Linked DNA regions of Homo sapiens: region 2 is linked to region 1. Evidence: read pairs that join two places in POLR2A ChIA-PET (ENCODE). Cell type or tissue: endothelial cell of umbilical vein. All regions are shown on one strand. Each heading gives the region's core, and the rest is flanking DNA. Links, peaks and the distances in the headings are about the cores only.

The links. Peaks named below come from ENCODE experiments on the same cell type or tissue, not always from the same donor. Only the 100,000 strongest peaks of a DNase experiment are listed, where the experiment ranks them.
Region 2: POLR2A ChIA-PET joins it to region 1 with 10 read pairs; 3 of 35 experiments call an interaction of 5 or more read pairs at or near these places.

Annotation. Positions count from the first base shown.
Region 1 is chr12:96,243,698-96,254,507 of GRCh38, forward strand. ELK3 (ETS transcription factor ELK3) reads left to right here. Exons shown (of 5, transcript NM_005230.4): 3 at 3,243-4,037. Among named protein-coding and RNA genes, the nearest start is that of ELK3, 55 kb to the left of the region's middle. In endothelial cell of umbilical vein, for the core only: no CTCF peak of the experiment used is centred there; no DNase peak of the experiment used is centred there; H3K27ac peaks cover 1,432 bases.
Region 2 is chr12:96,504,294-96,515,103 of GRCh38, forward strand. CFAP54 (cilia and flagella associated protein 54) reads left to right here. Exons shown (of 68, transcript NM_001306084.2): 4 at 2,635-2,806; 5 at 8,693-8,751. Among named protein-coding and RNA genes, the nearest start is that of CFAP54, 20 kb to the left of the region's middle. In endothelial cell of umbilical vein, for the core only: no CTCF peak of the experiment used is centred there; a DNase peak (open chromatin) is centred at 6,208; H3K27ac peaks cover 1,367 bases.

The DNA of each region.
Region 1 (10,810 bases), core at 1,791-9,790:
GCCAGGCATGGTGGCGGGCGCCTGTAGTCCCAGCTACTCAGAGGCTGAGGCAGGAGAATGGCGTGAATCAGGGAGGCGGAGCTTGCAGTGAGCCGAGATCACACCACTGCACTCTAGCCTGGGCAACAGAGCGAGACTCCATCTCAAAAAAAAAAAAAATTAGCTGGGCATGATGGTGGGTGCCTGTAATTCCAGCTGCTTGGGAGGCTGGGGCAGAAGAATCGCTTGAACCTAGGAGGCAGAGGTTGCAGTGAGCCGAGATCACGCCACTACATTCCAGCCTGGACGACAGAGCAAGACTCCATCTCAAAAAAAAAAAAAAAAAAAATCTATGATTCTGTTTAATGAAATTGAGGCCCATTATGTTATGTTTGTTCCTTACTATTCCAAACAATATTCCTTATTGTTCTTACTATAGTCTAGTAATTCATTATTCCTCAAATAATGAATTCTAGGCCTTGGTGCAGAGCTTCATTCTTTACTACAGCTGGATAATATTCCATTGTAAGGACACCCCACATTTCATTTATCCTTTTGCTGGTTGGTGGACAGGTGGGTTGTTCCTCATGTTCTTTTTAACACAGCAAGGCCATATGATCTGTCTGAGGCTGCCTTTCAGTTCCCAACCATTTTTTGAGCAGGAGAGACATTTTCTGTCATTTTTATCACAGCCCTTGGTTATTTCTTGATGTGTTCATGAATGTAATCCCAACTTAGACATGATGTTCCAAACCTATAAGAAAATTAGAATTTTTTTTTTTTTTTTTTGGGAAAGAAGAAACAGTTATTTAAGACTTGTTAGAATAAATGATTCAGATCCTTTTTCTTCTGTGTTTTTATTTTGGCTCTAAATAAAACATTTATAGAAGTTTGTCTTTTGTGTAATTATTTAGGCTCTAAAAACTTCACTCAGTTTAGATGAGTGTTCAAACTCGCTGAGGGAAAAAAATAAAGTTTTTCCCCAGGGAGAAAAATATTATGAGCTAAAACTAAAAATAACTTAAAATTTTAGCGAAGGAAGCATTAACACACCAGGCCAGCACACTTTCTTTTTAATGGGAACTGACCCTGGGTCAGGTGGGTCCAATGACACCCTTATTTAATTTATTTCCTGCTGGGAGCTGATTTTCCTGGGCATGTTCTGACCCAGGGCACTCGGCAGAGACGCTGCTAACAAAGTCCAGGTGGAAAACATCTGAGTTTCCCAAATTTCTCTAAAGGTTTTTAAGGGCTGTTCAGCTTCGAGTAGCAGCGTGAGTGTGAGGTCGCTGGCGTAAATGAGACCCCGCGGGTTAAGTTGCAGGTGGGAGCTCCAGGATGCAGCAAGGTGGCCGCGGCCACTGGAACTGTTGTTTGGCCTTGACTCTAATCTAAGGTGCCCTGGGCGTCGGCCTGTATGCTGGTGCTCAGTGAGGTTTCTCCATGACTCTGTATGAGATCTCCTGTGCTGAATGGGACCCTTAAATGTGCCCTTCGCTGCCATCATTTAAGGAGGGAAAAGGCAAATCAGAATGTCATAATGTAAAGGATGGCAGGCAAACACATGTTTTTAGAACCACACTATGATTTCAAAAGGCACATCAACATTCAGTTGAATTTCATGTCTATTGGGGGATCTTTGATTTCTCTCCCCCTAAATTTGTGTGGGGATGTGAAAAAGCTTACGCTTTAGAATCTGTCGATCTTGGTGGTTCTTGGGCAAATGACTCTCCATCCCTGGGATCTTGTTTGTGTCAGAAGGATGACATCCTCCACCTCCATCAGGGCTAATGTGGGGATCTAATGAGGTGCCTTATGTACAACCCCTGGTACAGAAGAGAGGCACTCAATCAGAGCTGCTTCTAAAGCTCTTCTACTTGAAATGATCTTTTTTTAATCCTCACTCATACCCTGGTTTTAGGTGGAATAGTTTCTAAGGAAACAGAGTCCTTTTCCCATAGGATGGTGCTGGGTTTTTGTGCTTGAGAGAGACCATCTTTGTCTCTCTGAGCCCCTTGGACGCCAAGATGCATCCACAGGGCAAGGCACACGCAAGCATTTGGTAGGTAAATATAGAACCCAGTGGGTTCGGCAGGGAATTAAAGTATCCATTTAATAAACCTCAAGAACAGCATAGCCTTTAATATAAAGTCCCTTCTCCCAAAGGGTTGCAAAAACTTTTGCAATGATTATTGCTTTTCATTTATAGCCTAATGTTTGAGGACTGGAGCCATAAACTGAAGAGCCAGAAGTAGACGCTAGCAACTAAAAATACTGTCAATGAATGTCACAGATATCCAAAGTAGACAATTCGTTTTCCTTCCAGTGGCTTTCTTGGCAAAAAAAATAAAAATTAAAAAGGAAAAAAATGACTGAGTTAAGAAAACGTTGTAGTGTTTGATGATGATAACTTGCATTTTATAATGCTTTCCAGCTTACAGAATGCTTTCTCATTATTATTTCATTGAATTCTTCTGACTCGCAGAGGTAGGTAAGACAATACTGTGTTATGGTTCAGGACATGCTGCCTCTACCACTTCACTTCCTAGCAGGTGGTCATGTGAGTTAGGGAAGTGCTCTAAGCTTATTTTCCAAATTTTTAAAATAGGAGTCACAACACCTTCCTTTTAGGATTGCTGTTCAGATTGTATGAGATAAGATATGAATAATCCCATCCACATAGTAAAGGCTTCATAAATGGCAGCTGTTACTATGTTATTACATAGAATAATCCTCACTCGGCCAAGGTTGGGGGATTGCTTGAGTCCAGGAGTTTGAGACCAGCCTGAGCAACCAAGTGAGATGCTGTCTCCACAAAAAATAAAAATGTAAAAATTAGCAGGGTGTGGTGGCATGTACCTGTAGTCCCAGCCACTCAGGAGGTGGAGGCAGGAGGATTGCTTGAGTCCAGGAGGTTGAGGCTGCAGTGAGCCATGTTCGTGCCACTGCACTCCAGCCTGTGCGACAGAGTGAGACCCTGTCTAAGAAATCATCATCATCATCATCATCTTCCTTACTTTACAGACGAGGAAACTCAAAGTGGCACTTAATTTGCCAAAGATCACAAAGATCTAGTAATGGCAGAACTGGAATGCACATCTAATTCTACTTCCAACTTCATTCCTCCTTCCACTTTTCCTTAGCCAAGAATGTAAATCAGGAACATTTTGGTGCTTCTGCCAGCGACATTTACCATTATCATGAGCTCTTACATGGTTTCTCGGGTGCACTCAGATTTTCAACGTCTACTTTTGTATTTGCAGAACATCATCAAGAAGGTGATCGGGCAGAAGTTTGTGTACAAGTTTGTCTCTTTCCCGGAGATCCTGAAGATGGATCCTCACGCGGTGGAGATCAGCCGGGAGAGCCTTCTGCTGCAGGACAGCGACTGCAAGGCGTCTCCGGAGGGCCGCGAGGCCCACAAACACGGCCTGGCCGCCCTCAGAAGCACGAGCCGCAACGAATACATCCACTCAGGCCTGTACTCGTCCTTCACCATTAATTCCCTGCAGAACCCACCAGACGCCTTCAAGGCCATCAAGACGGAGAAGCTGGAGGAGCCGCCCGAAGACAGCCCCCCCGTGGAAGAAGTCAGGACTGTGATCAGGTTTGTGACCAATAAAACCGACAAGCACGTCACCAGGCCGGTGGTGTCCCTGCCTTCCACGTCAGAGGCTGCGGCGGCGTCCGCCTTCCTGGCCTCGTCCGTCTCGGCCAAGATCTCCTCTTTAATGTTGCCAAACGCTGCCAGTATTTCATCCGCCTCACCCTTCTCATCTCGGTCCCCGTCCCTGTCCCCCAACTCACCCCTCCCTTCTGAACACAGAAGCCTCTTCCTGGAGGCCGCCTGCCATGACTCCGATTCCCTGGAGCCCTTGAACCTGTCATCGGGCTCCAAGACCAAGTCTCCATCTCTTCCCCCAAAGGCCAAAAAACCCAAAGGCTTGGAAATCTCAGCGCCCCCGCTGGTGCTCTCCGGCACCGACATCGGCTCCATCGCCCTCAACAGCCCAGCCCTCCCCTCGGGATCCCTCACCCCAGCCTTCTTCACCGCACAGGTAAGAGTCATTCCTGTCATCTAAGCCACAGCCAGCTTCAGTGGCTTAGCAAAAAAGGAAGAGCAACTAAAGAGACTTCCTTCTGTCCCTCAAAACGTTGTCCTATGACTCGTACCGAGGTCACTGTGTAAATGTGAAGGGAAGCTGCTTTTCCATCCTCAGACCAAGGGGTGCACATGAGACAGGGTTTGGTTTGTCGACTCTAGTGGGATGCTTGATTGGTTTCTTGCTTTTAGCGGCCTAAAGTGACCATAGGTGGAACACGCACACTGGCCGACAAAGCAGATCTCACCAGCGATTTCCAAGGGAAAGTTGAGCGGGCCAGTTTACATTTCGGGAGGCGCTTGGGCTTTATGAAATTTTTATGGCAGAATCTTCTCTGGGGGCGCTTAATAAGGAGCCACTTGTGTTCTGTTAACAAGAAAATAGATGTCAACTGATGCCGCCATCGCATGTCAGTGTGGAGCTGTGGTCATAGCGTAGGTAATAAGAAACAAAGGGGCCACCCCAAACAGCTGCTTCGCTGAAAGCAGCACTACTCTGAGAAAGCCCCAGTCCACAGCACTGGCGAGAGGACAGCAAACTTGCAGAGCCAAAAAAGCCTTCGTTGTTATTAGTCCCAAAGAGAAAGCAGCCTTTTCCTTTAAATCAGATATTCAGATGCTCTTTCTTGTCCAGCTGACAATTGCAGTGCAAAGGCGTAGTAGGTGCTGGGAAACCATATTTCTCCTTCCCCTTGAAAATTGGATGCAATTTTAGTGGCAGAGGTTAAAAGAGTATTCGTTTTAGGTTCACAGACCTGCATTCAGTTCCTGGCTACCCTGCTTCCTAGGAGTGGGACTGTGGGCGGTTGCTCTCTGGGCCAGGTTCCATGTGTGGAAAATGGGACCATGGACAGGCTTTGTGAGCTGGGGACACCTGGTAGCATTGTTAACCGTGGAGCTGCACCCGTCCCCTGCCTCTGTAATCTCATCGTAGTTGTCCCTGTTGTCATTAGCAGCAGCCGCGGCAGCATATGACGGGCTCCCCACGTGTGCCAGGCACTGCTCCAGATGCTTTACATGCATTGCCTGTATCCACACTTACAGCAGCCCTGTCACGTGGATACAGGTTGAGCATCCTGTTTCCAAAATGCTTGTGACCAGAAGCATTTCAGAGTTCAGATGTTTTCAGATTTTGGAATATTTGCATGATACTTGCCAGTTGAATATCCCACATCTGAAAATCTGAAATCCAAAATGTTGCAATGAGCATTTCCTTGGAGTGTCATGTCAGGACTCAGAAAGTTTCAGATTCTGGAGGATTTGGGATTTGGGAATTTTTGGATTTGGGATGCTGAGCCTGTGCTATTATTATCATCCTGTTTCCCAGCTGAGATAAATGAGGCACAGAGGTAAAGTAGTTCGTCCAGGGTCCCACAGCCAATAGGTGGTAGAGGTGGCTTTGGATCCAGTGTCTGCCTCCAGAATCCATGCTCTCAAATGAAATGCATTCCCGCTGCGAGAAGGCAGTGTCCCTGATCACGATGGCCGTCCATGGAGCACCTGAAAGCAGCTCTGGGCCACTGTCCTCTCCACGCTTTCTCTGGACTGGATTCTGCCCAGGATTTCATGACAGCTCAAGCCTGTGAGCTGGTGGTGACGCGCGCCACTGCGGAGGGGGAGGGCCAGGGGATCAGGATATAGGTCAGAGTGAGCACGTGTGCTCTTAAATCAGGCATCTTCCAGTTAAGCAAGGCTGTCCAGTGACCAAGGGCTGCTGAGCAAATGGCTCAGAAACAGCAGCTCCTGATGTAGCTCAGGGGAGTATCTTGAGAGGCAGGGCCAGGGTAGATGATCTGAGCATCTCCTCCCCTGGCCTCCTGTGTGTTTACAACTGTCAGGGTGAGAAAGGTCCGAAGCCAGGCCAGGGCTGACTCTGATTTAGGTGTCTGTGTTCCCTGGGAGCCTGGATCACCTTCTCAGAACAGAGTGAGGCAGATGCCAGCCCTGTCTCAGAGGAAGTCAGCTCAGCCAGCCCTGTGGATAATGTGGATGGAGTGGTGGCTCCCATCGGTGGGGCTGAGGGCGTGAGAGAAGGATCAAGGGTGGATGCCCAACAAATGGATGCAGAGGGCACGACCAGGAGCCAGAAGCCACCAGCATGGCCTGAAACTAGGTGGGAAGGCGTAGGAAAGCCAGGATCTTTACAAGAGGACCTGTGCCTTAGGCAGTGAGGGTGCCTGGTCCTCAGCCAAGCTGTGAGGGTGGGGCTGTGATGATTTAGTGCCAGGAAGCCCAGAAATGGTCCTGAGGGGAGGGAGGCAACAGGCAGCATCTGGACCCAGGGCAGGAGAGTGGAAGTAAAGGGACCTGGCTCAGAGAGGGCCTTCGGGTCAAAGGAGGAGGAGGGGCACCAGGCAGTCCTCTAAACCACGCAAAACTAAGGGGGTCACCAGCTACACTGGGAGATGGTAGAGCCTCGGGACTCAGACCCCACTTTGAACTTCCCTCACATTCCCAGAGTGTGGGCTCTGCTCCTGGCATGGCCATGGGTGGCCAACAGGGAGGGAGAGAAGGGGCAATGAGGGAGACACCAGAGGGGCCCGGGTGGTAGTCAGGGGTGTGGTACTTATTCAGAGTTGAGTTCTTGCAGCCGGTTTCACCCAGGCGGATTCCCTGAGATCAGATAGGATATCTTGAAGCCAGGGGTGGTTTAGGATTAGGGTATGTCAGTGTCAGATTTGGACTCTCAGATTCCCTCCCCTGGGAGCTGCTTCAGGGGGTGCCCCAGAAACTCACCCACCAGCACCAGCTCAGTAGTTTGTCTTCCAGGTGACAGCCAGAAACAGCGTGGCTCTCAACAGCCAGGCATTCTGTGGAATTCCTTTCGGCCTCAGGAGTGAAGGACAACTGTGGGGTTCAGGGTGTTCCACAGGCAGCAGTGAGGCTTCAGTGGTTTTCCTCTTACCTGAGCACTTTGTCACAGAAACTCTCCTTTTCTCTGTGTGTGGGGGGTGTGCTGTGTGCAGTGTGATGCTGTGTGCACATAAACATTTGATAATCTGTGGGCTGTCAGCTTTGCTTAGTGGTGGGCTTTGGAAGAGGTGAAAGCTGTGTGTGCTGTAATAACCCGATACCCTGAAGGTACAAATTCCGAAGGTTGGTTATTTCCAGCTAGAATCATGGCAGGAAGAAGGGGAGAAGTAAGGGAGCCTTGGCATGGCCTGTGTCACGTGGTTACCTTATCACACCTCATACAGGCATCCCTCATTTTACTGTACTTTGCTTTATTACGTTTCACAATTAATTGGTGGTTTTTACAAATCGAAGGTTTGTGGCAACCTGGCGCTGAGCAAGTCTTGTCAGCGCCAGTCTGTTCTTCCAACAGCACACACTCACTCCGTGTTTCAATGTCACATTTTGGTAATTCTCAAACATTTCCAACTTTTTCCTTACTATTATGTCTGTTATAGTGCTCTGAGATCAGCGAGCTTTGATACTACTATTGTCATTGTTTTGGGGCACCATGAACCACACCTGTATAAGACAGCAAACTTGATCAGTGTTGTGTGTGTCCCAACTGCTCTCCTGTGTCAAACTTGATCAGTGTTGTGTGTGTCCCAACTGCTCTCCTGTGTCTCCCTCTCCTTGGGTCTCCCTATTCCCTGAAACACAACAATTTTGAAATTAGGCCAATTGATAACCCTATAGTGGCCTATAAAGTGTTCAAGAGAAAGGAAGAGCTGCGCATCTCTCATTTTAAATCCAAAGCTAGAATGATGACGGTGAAGGCATGTCCAAAACCGAGACAGGCCTAAAGCTAGGGGGCTCTTATACCAGTTAAGTATGTAAATGTAAAGGAAGAGTTCCTGAAGGAAATGAAAGTGCTACGTCAGTGAAAACATGAATGATAAGAAAGTGGGACATCCTGATTGTTGATATGGAGAAAGTTTTAGTGGTCTGGATAGAAGATCAAACCAGCCACAACATTCCTTTCAGGCTAACCCAGAGCAAGGCCCTAACTCTTCAATTCTTTGAATGCTGAGAGAGGCGAAGAAGCTGCAGAAGAAAAGTGTGAAGCTAGCAGAGGTTGGTTCATGAGGTTTAAAGAAAAAAGCCATCTCCATAACATAAAAGTGCAAGGTGAAGCAGCGAGTGCTAATGGAGAAGCTGCAGTAAGCTGTCCAGAAGATCTAGCTACGCTCATTGATGAAGGTGGCTACGTCAAACAGCTTCACTGTAGGTGAAACGGCCTTCTACTGGAAGAAGATGCCATCTAGGACTTTCATAGCTGGAGAAGAGAAGTCCATGCCTGGCTTCAGAGCTTCAAAGGACAGGCTGAGTCTTGTTAGTACAGCTTGTGACTTTAAGTTGAAGCCAGTGCTACTAAATACACTCTGCCTGTGCTCTGTAAATGGAACAACAAAGTCTGGACGACAGCACATCTGTTTTCACAGTTTATGGAATAGTTTAAGCCCAGGTGAGACCTACTACTCAGAAAAAAGATTCCTTTCAAAATATTACTGCTCATTACAGTGCATCTGGTTACCCAAGAGCTCTCATGGAGATATACAAGAAGATTAATATTTTTCATGCCTGCAAATACAACATCCATTCTACAACCCAGAAGTCAAGGAGTAATTTTGACTTTCAAGTCTTATTACTTAATAAATACATTTCATAAAGCTACAGCTGCCATAGATAGTGATTCCTCTGATGGATCTGGGCAAAGTCAATTGAAAACCTTCTGGAAAGGAGTCACCATCCTAGATGCTATTAAGAATATTCATGATTCATGGGAGGAGGTCAAAATATCAACATTAACAGGAGTTTGGAAGAAACTGATTCCAGCCCTCATGGATCACTTTGAAGGGTTCAAGACTTCATTGGAGGAGGGAACTGCAGATGTGGTAGAAATAGCAAGAGAACTAGCATTAGAAGTGGAGCCTGGAGATGCAACCAAATTGCTGCAATTTATTGATCAAACTTGATTGGGTGAGTAGTTGCTTCTCACAGATGAGCAGAGAAAGTGGTTTCTTGAGATAGAATCTACTCCTGTTGAAGACGCTGTGAATATTGTTGAAATGACAACAAAGGACTGAGAATATTACATAACTTTACATTACATTACTTAGTTGATAAAGCAGCGGCAGGGTTTGAGAGGATTGACTCCAATTTTGAAAGAAGTTCTACTCTGGGTAAAATGCTATCAAACAGCATCACATGCCATAGAGAAATCTTTCATGAAAGGAATAATCAATTGGGCCAGGTGCGCTGGCTCACGCCTGTAATCGCAGCACTTTGGGAGGCCAAGGCGGGTGGATCACCTGAGGTCAGGAGTTCAAGACCAGCCTGGCCAACATGGCAAAACCCCGTCTCTACTAAAAGTACAAAAATTAGCCAGGTTTGGTGGCAGATGCCTGTAATCCCACTACTTGGGAGCCTGAGGCAGGAGAATCACTTGAACCTGGGAGGTGGAGGTTGTGATGAGCCGAGATCACGCCACCGCACTCCAGCCTGGACAACAAGAGCGAAACTCGCATCTCACCAAAAAAATAAATAAATAAATAAAAGAGTCAATCAATGTGGCAAACTTCATTATTGTCTTATTTTAAGAAACTGCCACAGCCACCCCAGTCTTCATGACTCTGCCTCCTTGTCCCTGGTTCTGCCCTGCTTCCTCCCCTGTCCCTTTCTGTAGCTACCCTAGGCCCCCATGGGAGTCTCCATTTTGTCTCCTTTTCCGTAGGATCAGTGCTACAGACTTCTGTGGGATTAACTCACCTTTTAAAGACCTTAAAACCATGGTTTCACTTGAATTCAGACAACTTTAGGAGCTTCCAGAGATTCAGTCACCTTTTATTTGAGGACATTTTTTTAACCTCAAGGTGGCATTGTCATGGATTCTGTTGGCATCTGTGGGAGCTTAGGATTACAGATATTTGTGGGTACAACCTGCTAGACATCTTGTTTCTCTCTCCTTTACTTTCTTAGAGACTGAGTGACTTACCGGTATCTCAGATCACCAAATCAAGTGATCAGCAAATACTTCTGCATCTTCTTTAATCAGTCCAGTAACAAATGTTTATCATGTATTCATTCATTTGGGAGATAATCACTGAAAACTAAGCATTCGCTTAGATACCTGGAGATACAGAGGTTAGCAAGATAGAAACCGTTCCTGTTCTCATGAGTTTACAGGTTGCTGTCCAGCATACGGGGCAATATATAACATAGGGTTATAATTTAGGGTGGTGTGAAATTATGGAGGACCCTGAGAACTGGCTAAGGAATTTTGACTTGTTTGGATTGGAAATTAACTGCTAGAGGCTGGGCGCAGTGGCTCACGCCTGTAATCCCAATATTTAGGGAGGCCAAGGGGGCGGATAGCTTGAGGTCAGGAGTTCAAGACCAACCTGGCCAACATGGCCAAACCCCATCTCTACTAAAGATAAGAAAATTAGCTGGGTGTGGTGGTGCATGCCTGTAATCTCAGCTACTCGGGAGGCTGAGGCAGGAGAATCGCTTGAACCCGGGAGGCAGAGGTTACAGTGAGCCAAGATTGTGCCACTGCACCCCAGCCTGGGTGACAGAGTGAGATTCTATCTCAAAGATAAATAAGTAAATAAACAGCTGCTAGAGGTATAAGTGAAAAAAATCTCATTAGAATCAACAAATAATTATTGAGCAATAACAGAGCCTAGAAAGGACACCAAAACTACAGTTGCTTGTTTTTATGACCTTAGGACCTAGCCATGACAACAAGGCATTACAAGTGCACACACACACACA
Region 2 (10,810 bases), core at 1,384-9,383, 260 kb after region 1:
TATAAAGTGCTTTGGAAAACAAATTTGATAAAGTAATTTTATGAGTTACATACTATTATCCCTATTTTACAGAAGAGAAAAATAAAGCTTATCACATAGTATAAAAAAGCGACTCAAGATTAAACATAAATCTATTGATATAAAATATTTATACTTTATTTCTAGTATACCAGTATTTTGTTAATTACTACCATTGATTCACTGGTTGAGCAGTTTTCATGTGCTGAGTACTCTTCTAAATACATTGTATGAATTATCATCTTGCAGCCTCATTAAAGTCCTAAGAGGTGCCTCTTTTACAGGTTAGGAAATGGAAGTTTATTAGCCCACTTAAAGCAATGGGCAGGGTTGGTGTTTGAACCCTGATCAGTCTGACTCTAAATCTATGTTACTTCAAACTTGAGGACTATTCAAGGGTTTGGGACCCGTATGTGGTTAATAAGCAGAAACTCTTAAGGCATGTTTGGGAGACAATTGAACAGTTCAATTTGGCTGTACCATAGGTACGTGAATGAGAATACTGGGCGATGTAGGTTGGCACCCTGTTAGGGAAAAGGTCTCTCCTACTCCCCTTTTTGTAGCCTTGACCCCCTACCTTCTGCTTTTTGCTTTTCATATTTTGCCAGAATTTATTTTTCTTTCTTCCTCTTTCTTTCTTTTTCTTTCTTTCTTTCTTTCTTTCCCTTTCTTTCTTCTTTCTTTTTCTTTCTTTCTTTCTTTCTTTTTCTTTTCTTCTCTTTCTTTCTTTTCTTCCTTTCTTCCTTTCTTTCCTTTCTTTTCTTCTTTTTTTTTTGGAGTCTTGTTCTGTTGCCCAGGCTGGAGTGCAGTGGCATGATCTCAGTTCACTGCAACCTCTGCCTCCTAGGTTCAAGCAATTCTCCTGCCTCAGCCTCCTTAGTAGCTGGGATTACAGGCGCATACCACCATGCCCGGCTAATTTTTGTATTTTTAGTAGAGATGGGGTTTCACCATGTCGGTCAGGGTGGTCTCAAACTCCTGACCTCATGATCCACTCTCCTTGGCCTCCCAAAGTGCTGGGATTACAGGTGTGAGCCACCGTGCCTGGCCAATTAATTTCTAAAGTAGAAACCTGTCATTTTGTTCCACTACCCATTGACTTTGCCTTTTGGCTAAAGTCCAAATTCCTTGGAATACATGGAATGCTCTCTCTCTTTTTCTGAGCCTGGGTCACCCCTATAATAGCCTCACTTTTTTTTTTTTTTTTTTGAGACCGAGGCTCACTCTGTTGCCCAAGCTGGAGTGCAGTGGTGCAGTCTTGGCTCACTGCAGCCTCCGCCTCCTGGGCCCAAGTGATTCACCTGCCTCAACTTCCTGAGTAGCTGGGATTACAGGTGCGCACCATCATGCCTGGCTAATTTTTGTATTTTTAGTAGAGATGGGGTTTCTCCATGTTGGCCAGGCTGGTCTCGAACTCCTGACCTCAAGTGATCTGCCTGCCTTGGCCTCACTTCTTTATTTTAAACCATCTCATCCAACCTTACAAAATACTTTCAATTCAGTGACCGCAGCAGTCCCTTCAATGCTGCATGAGCCTGGTGCATGAGCCTGTAACTGTTTTCCCTCCTCTAAGAGCAGTGTCCGTTTCTTCCTCATCCTAGAGTCTCTGTTGCCTAGCAGAGTGTGGCTAATAGAGGTGCTCAAGAAACATTTGTTGAGTGAATTGTGTAAATGGTTATAATCACATCTGAATTAATAAATAAGTTAAAATGCCACTGGGGAGCTTATAACAATTGATTCAATTCTGGCCGGGCGCGGTGGCTCACGCCTGTAATCCTAGCACTTTGGGAGGCCGAGGCAGGCGGATCACGAGGTCAGGAGATCGAGACCATCCTGGCTAACACGGTGAAACCCCGTCTCTACTAAAAATACAAAAAAGTAACCAGGCGTGGTGGCGGGCACCTGTAGTCCCAGCTACTCAGGAGGCTGAGGCAGGAGAATGGCGTGAACCCAGGAGGTGGAGCTTGCAGTGAGCCGAGGTCAGCCACTGCACTCCAACCTGGGAGACAGAGCAAGACTCCGTCTCAAAAAAAAAAAAAAAAAATTGATTCAATTCTGTATTTTTGGTAATAGGATTTGTTTTTCTTTCTGAATTTCTTGTGACTAAGGAAAGCTAGTCTTAACTAGATGGATGTTTTAAAGAAACCTATCTTTTTTTTTTTACACTAATCTATTAAATTAATTATCCATAATTGTTTCCATTTTAGTTTTTTACATTTTGAGAAATGCTTTCCTAAGTTATTTCTATTTCTTCCTTCTTTTTCTTTCTTTTCTTTTCTTTTTTTTTTTTTTGAGATGGAGTTTCTCTCTTGTCACCCAGGCTGGAATGCAGTGGCACGATCTTGGCTCACTGCAACCTCTGCCTCCCAGGTTCAAACGATTCTCCTGCCTCAGCCTCCTGAGTAGCTGGGATTACACGCATGTGCCACCACGCCCAGCTAATTTTTGTATTTTTAGTAGAGACAGGATTTCATCATGTTGGCCAGGCTGGTCTCAAACTCCTGACCTCAGGTGATTTGCCCACCTTGGCCTCCCTAAGTGCTGGGATTACAGGTGTGAGCTACTGTTCCTGGCCAGTTATTTCTATTTCTATTTCTATTTTCCCATGTGTTTCAGTTTCATGCTTTGAGTGGCAAAAATATGTGCAACTACCAGCTGGTCTGCGACAGTGATGAAAACCTGAAGAATAAAGAATCTGTGGTCCAGTGTCTGCATATCTTGTCCTCCTTAAGGCTCATCATGCAAGTGGCTCTGCCACAAGAGCATCTTTGCTGGATTATCTTCAATGGTATATGCTGATGTATTTTATTTTCCATTGTGTCTTTCAGAAAGTTACTTCAATGCTAAGTTTGACAGTAGCTTGAGTACCTTGTGATTTAAAACATACGCATTTCATAATAGGATGAATATATTTTTTTCAACATTCGTGTGACATGTTTGTCCTCGTAAATTGGGATGGATAAAGCATGTCTTTGGGTTTTCACTGGGGAAAGGGTCAGAGACTGTGGGAATAATCACTGTTGGGTGTTCAAAAAGCAGGGCCGCAGTTAACAAGTAAATATAGATGGAGAAGGGTCAAAGAACCAGTGCGGGTTAGATTGGCTCTAAGCATCACCCATTTACTGGCCCTGTCCTCAAACAACTTGGCTTTGGGTTTCTACAAAGTGACCTCCTCCTACTTTTATTTTGAGTGAGGACTGCTGAGGAACACACACACACACATACACACACACACACACACACACACATACACACACACATATGTACATTATGTGTATGTCTGAAGAAATGACTCTCAGCTAAAAAATGTAATACTTGCTTTTCTCTATTTTAAAGTTGCAACTTACTGCATTATTCTCTGGATAATATATTTTTAAAAGGAAAATATTGACAGTGTGTTCGATGTGCATAAGACAGGATCAAATAACTTCAAGGAAACATATTGGATTTTCCCTCATCCATGGCAACTGAAAGTATATTTTCTAGCCTTTTCCTTTCTCACCCACCCCCAAGTCATGTTTTGACATTTTGATTGAAATCAGACTTTACATTTGCTGCCAGAGATGAGGCCAACTTTGATGAGATTTTTTCAGTCCAGTGATTATTAAGCTTTTGTGTCTGATCATCCTCCAGAGATTCGATGTTACCTGCGCCACCACTGCCATCTCTCACACATCTTGGCAGGGACGGAGAAGGAGCAGCAGTTCCATGTTAGGCCCAGTGGTTGAGCCCTGTGGTCAGCCCTTGTTTGAGTGGTGGAAATGAGCATGATTCCCTGTCTTTACTCCTTTTAAGATCACAACCCAAACATAGTCTTTTTTTTTTTTTTTTTTTGTCTGAGACAGGGTCTCACTTTCTCACCCAGAGTGGAGTGCAGTGTGGCATGATCACTGCAGCCTTGAGCCTTGAACTCCTGGGCTTAAGCCATTCTGCATCAGCCTTCCAAAGCACTGGGATTACATTTCTCTCAATAATCTTTTTTTTTTTTTTTTGAGATGGAGTCTCGCTGTGTTGCCCAGGCTGGAGTACAGTGGCATGATCTCGGCTCACTGCAACCTCCACCTCCTGGGTTCAAACGATTCTCCTGCCTCAGCCTCCCGAGTAGCTGGGATGACAGGCACGCCCCACCACACCCGGCCAATTTTTGTATTTTTAGTACAGACGGGTTTTTACCATGGTAGCCAGGCTGGTCTTGAACTCCTGACCTCAGGCAATCCGCCCGCCTCCACCTCCCAAAGTGCTGGAATTACAGGTGTGAGCCACCATGCCCGGCCTCTCAATTTTTTTTTTTTTTTTAAAAGATTATTTCTGTATCCTTGATATCTTTTTCTTGGTATGTGCTTTTTTCCTTTTCTCTTTTTTAATACACATGGCATTGTGCTCTAGATTTTATTCTGTTTCCTTTTTTTTTTTTCCTGCTGAATATTGTGGGGTTTTAGAATCTAGCTAAGTTCCTGTATGTAAATCTAATTCATTAATTCTGCCTGCTGAATTATATTGCAGATATCCATACAGGCCTGGCGATGAGCACCTGGTTTGCCTGACCTCTCTAATTGCACAAATAATTCTGCAATGAATATCCTTACACATGTCCTTTTATAGACCTGTGCGAGAGTTTTCTGGGATCTGTGCCTAGGAGTGGAATTACTGGGTTCTGGGAGATACACATACTTAGTTTCAGTAACTACTCTTCCTGTTTTAATTTATTCTCTAACTTACTGAATGCCTACCATATGCTAGGCATTGTTCTAGGTGCTAGGGACACAGGAGTGGACAGTAGACAAAAACCACATTCTCATGCTGACTTCCATTGCAGGGAGATGCTAAACAAATCAAAACTGAATTGTGTCAGATAGTGACGAGGCTATGGAGAAAAGTCAAAGCCAGAAGGGGATAGAGAGAGGAGGGGCTGGGCTGCTGAGATGACAGAGGAACAAAGACCTGAAGGAGTTTGGATAGTGAAACTTCTGGGTATCTGGTGGAAGGGCATTCCACCTGGGGGATCAGCAAGTGCAAAGACCCTGAAGTTTTGACAGTTTGGAATTTAAGTAGTCAAAACTATATTTGACTGAAAATGTCAAATGTGCCTTGATAACTTATCAAAATACATTTGACCTTTTCAGTTAGACATTTACTCTATTTACTTTTAATTGACTGTTATACATACACACTCTTGGTTTCTTCAAATATTTAACCAATCTTGGTTTTTAAATAAAAATTTAGGCTGCACACAGTGGCTCACACCTGTAATCCTAGCACTTTGAGAGGCCAAGGCAAGCAGATCACCTGAGGTCAGGAGTTCAAGACCAGCCTGGCTAACATGGTGAAACTGGGTCTCTACTAAAAGTACAAAAATTATCCGGGTGTGGTGGTGCATGCCTGTAATCCCAGTTACTCAGGAGGCTGAGGCAGGAGAATTGCTTGAATCTGGGAGGCGGAGGTTGCAGTGAGCCAAGATCATGCCACTGCACTCCAGCTTGGGTGACAGAGCAAGTCTCCATCTCAAAAAAAAAAAAATCTAATTGGGTATATGGATATTAAGTAATACCTTACTTTTCAACTAAAGTGAACCCAACTAATTTAGACCCTCAACTAGATTATTTTGATGGTGGCCATTTTTAATGAAAAGGACTCACAAGACCAGGCAATAAACTCCTATTAGGGACTTGGTTAAAAATGAAACAGGCCCGGCATGGTGGCTCACGCCTGTAATCCTAGCACTTTGGGAGGCCCAGGTGAAAGACCAGCCTGGCCAACGTAGTGAAACCCCATCTCTACTAAGAATACAAAAATTGGCCGGGTGTGGTGGCGTGTGCCTATAATCACAGCTACTTGGGAGGCTGAGGCAGGAGAATTGCTTGAACCCGGGGAGCAGAGGTTATAGTGAGCCGAGATCATGCCACTTCCCTCCAGCCTGGGCAACAGAGCAAGACTCCATCTCAAAAAAAAAAAAAAAAAAAGAACAAAGGAAATAAACTTCCAGAAATACCCTGAGATCATAAAGATTCAGTCTGTGTTCCATCTGATACCATTTACTCTCTGAGTCTGGCTTTTGCAGCAGGAATTTGTGAGCCATGCCAAGATCTTGAACTGTCAAAGGACTTAGTTACAGTCAGAACATTTTAGTGCTGGAAAGGTGAAAGGCACCTTTTTGAAATACAGAGGGCCCTTGTCATTCTTGAGGGCAGTCTCCTGAGGCCTTCCTCAGTTCCCCAGTTCCCCGTTACTGGCATGTTTATACAGGCTCCTGGCTTACATCCTCATCACATGTTTTTTGGACAGGCATGTGTTTCCTGTGCATATTTTTACTTGGTGACTATTTTTTTTTCCTGCAAAGAAACACTTAGACAGTTTTATTTTTAAAGATGAAGAGTAGAGGCCAGGAATGGTGGCTCACGCTTCTCATCACAGCACTTTGGGAAGCCAGATTACTTGAGGTCAGGAGTTCGAGACCAGCCTGGCCAACATGGCAAGACCCCTGTCTCTACTAAAAATACAAAAATTAGCTGAGCGTGGTGGCGAGCGCCTGTAATCCCAGCTACTTGAGAGCCTGAGGCACGGGAATCACTTGAACCCGGGAGGTGGAGGTCACCGTGAGCTGAGATTGCACCACTGTACTCCAGCCTGGGTGACAGAGCGAGACTCTTATCTCAAAAAAAAAAAAAAAAAAGAAATGAAAAAGATGAAGAGTAGAGGTCAACAAAGCCTCGTTGAGATAAGTCTGCTGAGCTTGAGCTGTTATTAGTCGAGTGGTTTCTTCCCCAGTGGATCTTCAGTGGAATGAATAACTGCAGGTGCTGGGGGTAGTCACATGAATAATGCCAAGTCCCTGAATGTTAAGGACCAATTGCATTCTCTATGAAATTTAGGGTACTATACATTTAAATTTAAATTTTATTCAATTTTGGGGGTCACTGATTTGTGTAATTGATGTTTATTATGCTTATAGTTGTGTTCTAATCAAGTAATAGATGTTTTGGTGCAGTTGCCATTTTCTCACAAACTTTTTATTTATTTATTTTTTTGAGATGGAGACTCGCTCTGTCACCCAGGCTGCAGTGCAATGGCGCAATCTTGGCTCACTGCAATCTCTGTCACCTGGGCTTAGGCAATTCTCCTGCCTCAGCCTCCTGAGTAGCTGGGATTACAGGTGCATACCATCACGCCCAGCTACTTTTGTGTTTTTAGTAGAGATGGGGTTTCTCCACGTTGGCCAGGCTGATCTCGAATTCCTGACCTCAGGTGTTTTGCCCCCTTCAGCCTCCCAAAGTGCTGGGATTACAGGTGTGAGACACCACGCCCGGCTGGGATTACAGGTGCACACCATCATGCCCAACTAATTTTGTATTTTTAGTAGAGATGGGGTTTCTCCATGTTGGCCAGGCTGGTCTCGAATTCCTGACCTCAGGTGTTTTGCCTGCCTCAGCCTCCCAAAGTGCTGGGATTATAGGCGTGAGCCACGGCGCCTGGCCATCAGAAACTTAAAAGTTTAAACCTGAACATAGAATTCATAATTGTTGAGTTTTTATGGTTACGAATATTAGATACTTTATAGAAAATATTTAGACTATCTGTTACAATTACATGCCTTTTTAAAGCATGCTACCATCTTTTGGGTATGTTTATAGATAGATAAACTGCTTGTATACAGAGAGAAGTATGGTGATGTTCCCCACTCCTCTCTTCAACCCTCCCTCCAGCCTTCTATCCTCTTTTAATTAATGGTCTGACACAAAAGCATGTGTCCTTACTTAGGTGTTGGAAATGCTATTTTTTCACTAGAATGCTAGTAGGACACACCTTGATAATAGGAAAAATGTTATATGAGTCTGAGAGTGAATATAACGTGCCCTGTTATGCATTATGATTTTTAAATTATTATGAGTTTCCTTGTTGAGTATTTTGCCATGCTGATTAAATATGTATTCTGATCTTATTTGGAGATAAATCTTTAGTTTTTAAATGATAAGGAAACCATGGGAACCAATTTTATATATATATATATATATATATATATATATATATATATATATATATATGTATATATTTGAGATGGAGTCTTGCTCTGTCGCCCAGGCTAGAGTGCAGTGGCATGATCTCGGCTCACTGCAACCTCCGCCTCCCAGGTTCAAGCGATTTTTCTCCCTCAGTCTCCCAAGTAGCTGGGACTACAGGTGCATGCCACCACGCCCGGCTAATTTTTGTATTATTAGTAGAAACGGGGTTTTACCATATTGGACAGGCTGGTCTTGAGCTCCTGACCTCGTGATCCTCCCGCCTCAGGCTCCCAAAGTGCTGGGATTACAGGCGTAGCCACTGTACACAGCTGGGAACCAGTAATATTTTATATGAATTAATGAAAGCACAGGGTACATAAATTATGCCACTAGAATTATTCTTTTGTTCATTATACTTCAAAAGTTAAATGGCCTGTAAAATGAGACTAGAAGATTCCTGTGTCAACATATTTAAAATACGGCCATGTTAATTATTTTAATGATTTTGTTTACAAGTTACAAGAAAAATTATGATGAGTATAACTCTATATACCATTATCAGACTTCCTCATAAGATCACTTGTTTTGGGAACTACAGACTTGAACCACAGAAATTGGAATATAAAATTTCTATCATTTGACTGTAAAACATGTTAACAATCGTTTTCTCCATCCAGGTACCATTTATATTTACACCATTTGCAGAAAACTGATGGTCATAGGTCAGTCTTCCAAGGTATGAAATGTACTGACAAAATATTTTCCCCTCTATTTCCTGTTTTATTTTTCTTAAGGCTTTCATTACACAGTATATTGAATGTTAAACAAGGAATATTTGGAGAATTATATAATATAAAATTTAGTAAATATATATTATATAGCTTTATTATTCTTAGTTTTGCTTTAATAGGGATCATATGTAAAAATATAGATGATTTAATGAAAAGAAAGGAAATTCCTGAAAATGTTAGTATTCTCTGTCTCTCAGATAGTCATGCTTGTCACGCTTGATAGTAAACATCCATCTGGTTGCTATAGCTTTAGGTAGGGTGACCATCCGTCCTGGCTTGCCCAGGAAAGTCCCGGTTTATGCCTGTTGTCCTGTTAGTAATTATCAGTAGTGCCCACTTTTACTAGTAAAAGTGGCCTGGGCCGGGTGCAGTAGCTTACACCTGTAATCCCAGCACTTCGGGAGACCTAGACTGGCAGATCACTTGAGGCCAGGAGTTTGAGACCAGCCTGGCCAACATGGCAAAACCCCGTCTTTACAAAAAATACAAAAATTAGCCGGACCTGGTGGCACATGCCTGTAGTCCCAGCTACTTGGGAGGCTGAGGTGGGAAGATTGCTTGAGCCTGGGAGGCGGAGGTTGCAGAGAGCCAAGATCGTGCCACTTTGCACTCTAGCCTGGGTGACAGAGCAAGACTGTGTCTCAAATGAAAAAAAAATAGAAAATTAAAAAAAGGTGTCCTGGTTTGGATGATAAACTATGGTTACCCCCTTTATGTCATGATACGGAGCTTGGATTTCATTCTGCTTGAAGTGCTTCCACTTCTGGCCTGCATGCTAATCGGGTGAATGCACACTTAAACTCTAACCCAGTTGCATGACAAAGGCAAGGAGACTTTATTTTATAATAAGATTCTTACTTACCAGTAGTCACTGCTCAGTGTTAGCTTGAGGAAGTTGCTGACACTTCTATTGACTTCCCTACAATGTTGGTAGCATTTTTGTCCACGGGAGACATATTTATTCCCTGTATTAGTTTTCCAGTTATTGGAATGTAGGCCAAGAAGGGCGAATATACTCCCGTTGAGACCCTGCTTGAGTTGTTGCTGGCATCTGAAACATGACTACTTTATTCTTTATTCCATACAGAACCTTACCCTGAATATTCTAACACTCAGGAGAGATATGTTTTTTCTTATTTCCTCAAAGCATAGCCAAGTATCTTAAAAGTTGACAACATCTGAAAAATAAAAATGGAAGTAAAGAAATTTGCATGCTCAATGGATAACATTAATTATGTGTTCTCTCTCTGTTTTGCTTCTCAAATTAAAAAACTCTATGACAGACAGTGACTTGAAGAAGCTCTGTGCCAGCTTTCTGAGTGTGAATTAAATTGAGGGGGGACTCTCCCAGGCCTAATGTAAACTTGGCCCGCAGACTACTGCAATGATGCTACATTCAGTTCCAGATGATTTCCTAAAGAGAATTTGCATACTCTGGTTGCGCTTGGTGTAACAACAACAAACATGGCTTCACAGGACCATCATAGTTTGGTCTGCTGCAGTGCTTGCTGCCAAAGCTTTGAAGGGCAGAAATGTCTGTGCCGACATTTGACTGTTAGTGTTTGTGCTTGTTAACACTGAGAGAATTTTAAAGTGACAGTCATCTTAAAATAATTTCTTATTCATAACCTTTGTAAGACATTTCTTCTCTGCCTCATATACCTTGAGTTTGTCTCTGATAAAATAAGGATAGTTGAGTATTTTGCCATGCTGATTAAATAGGTATTCTAATCTTATTAGGAGATAAATCTTCAGTTTTTCAACCATAAGGAAACCATGGGAACCGATAATATTTTATATGAATTAATAAAAGCACAGGGTACATAAATTTTGCCACTAAAATTATTCTTTTGTTCATTATATTTCAAAACTTAAATCGCCTGTAAAATGACACTAAAATGAGTATAGTTCTTTTTTTTTTTTTTTTGAGACTGAGTGTTGCTCTGTTGCCCAGGCTGGGTGCAGTGGCGCCGTCTTAGCTCACTGCAAGCTCTGCCTCCTGGG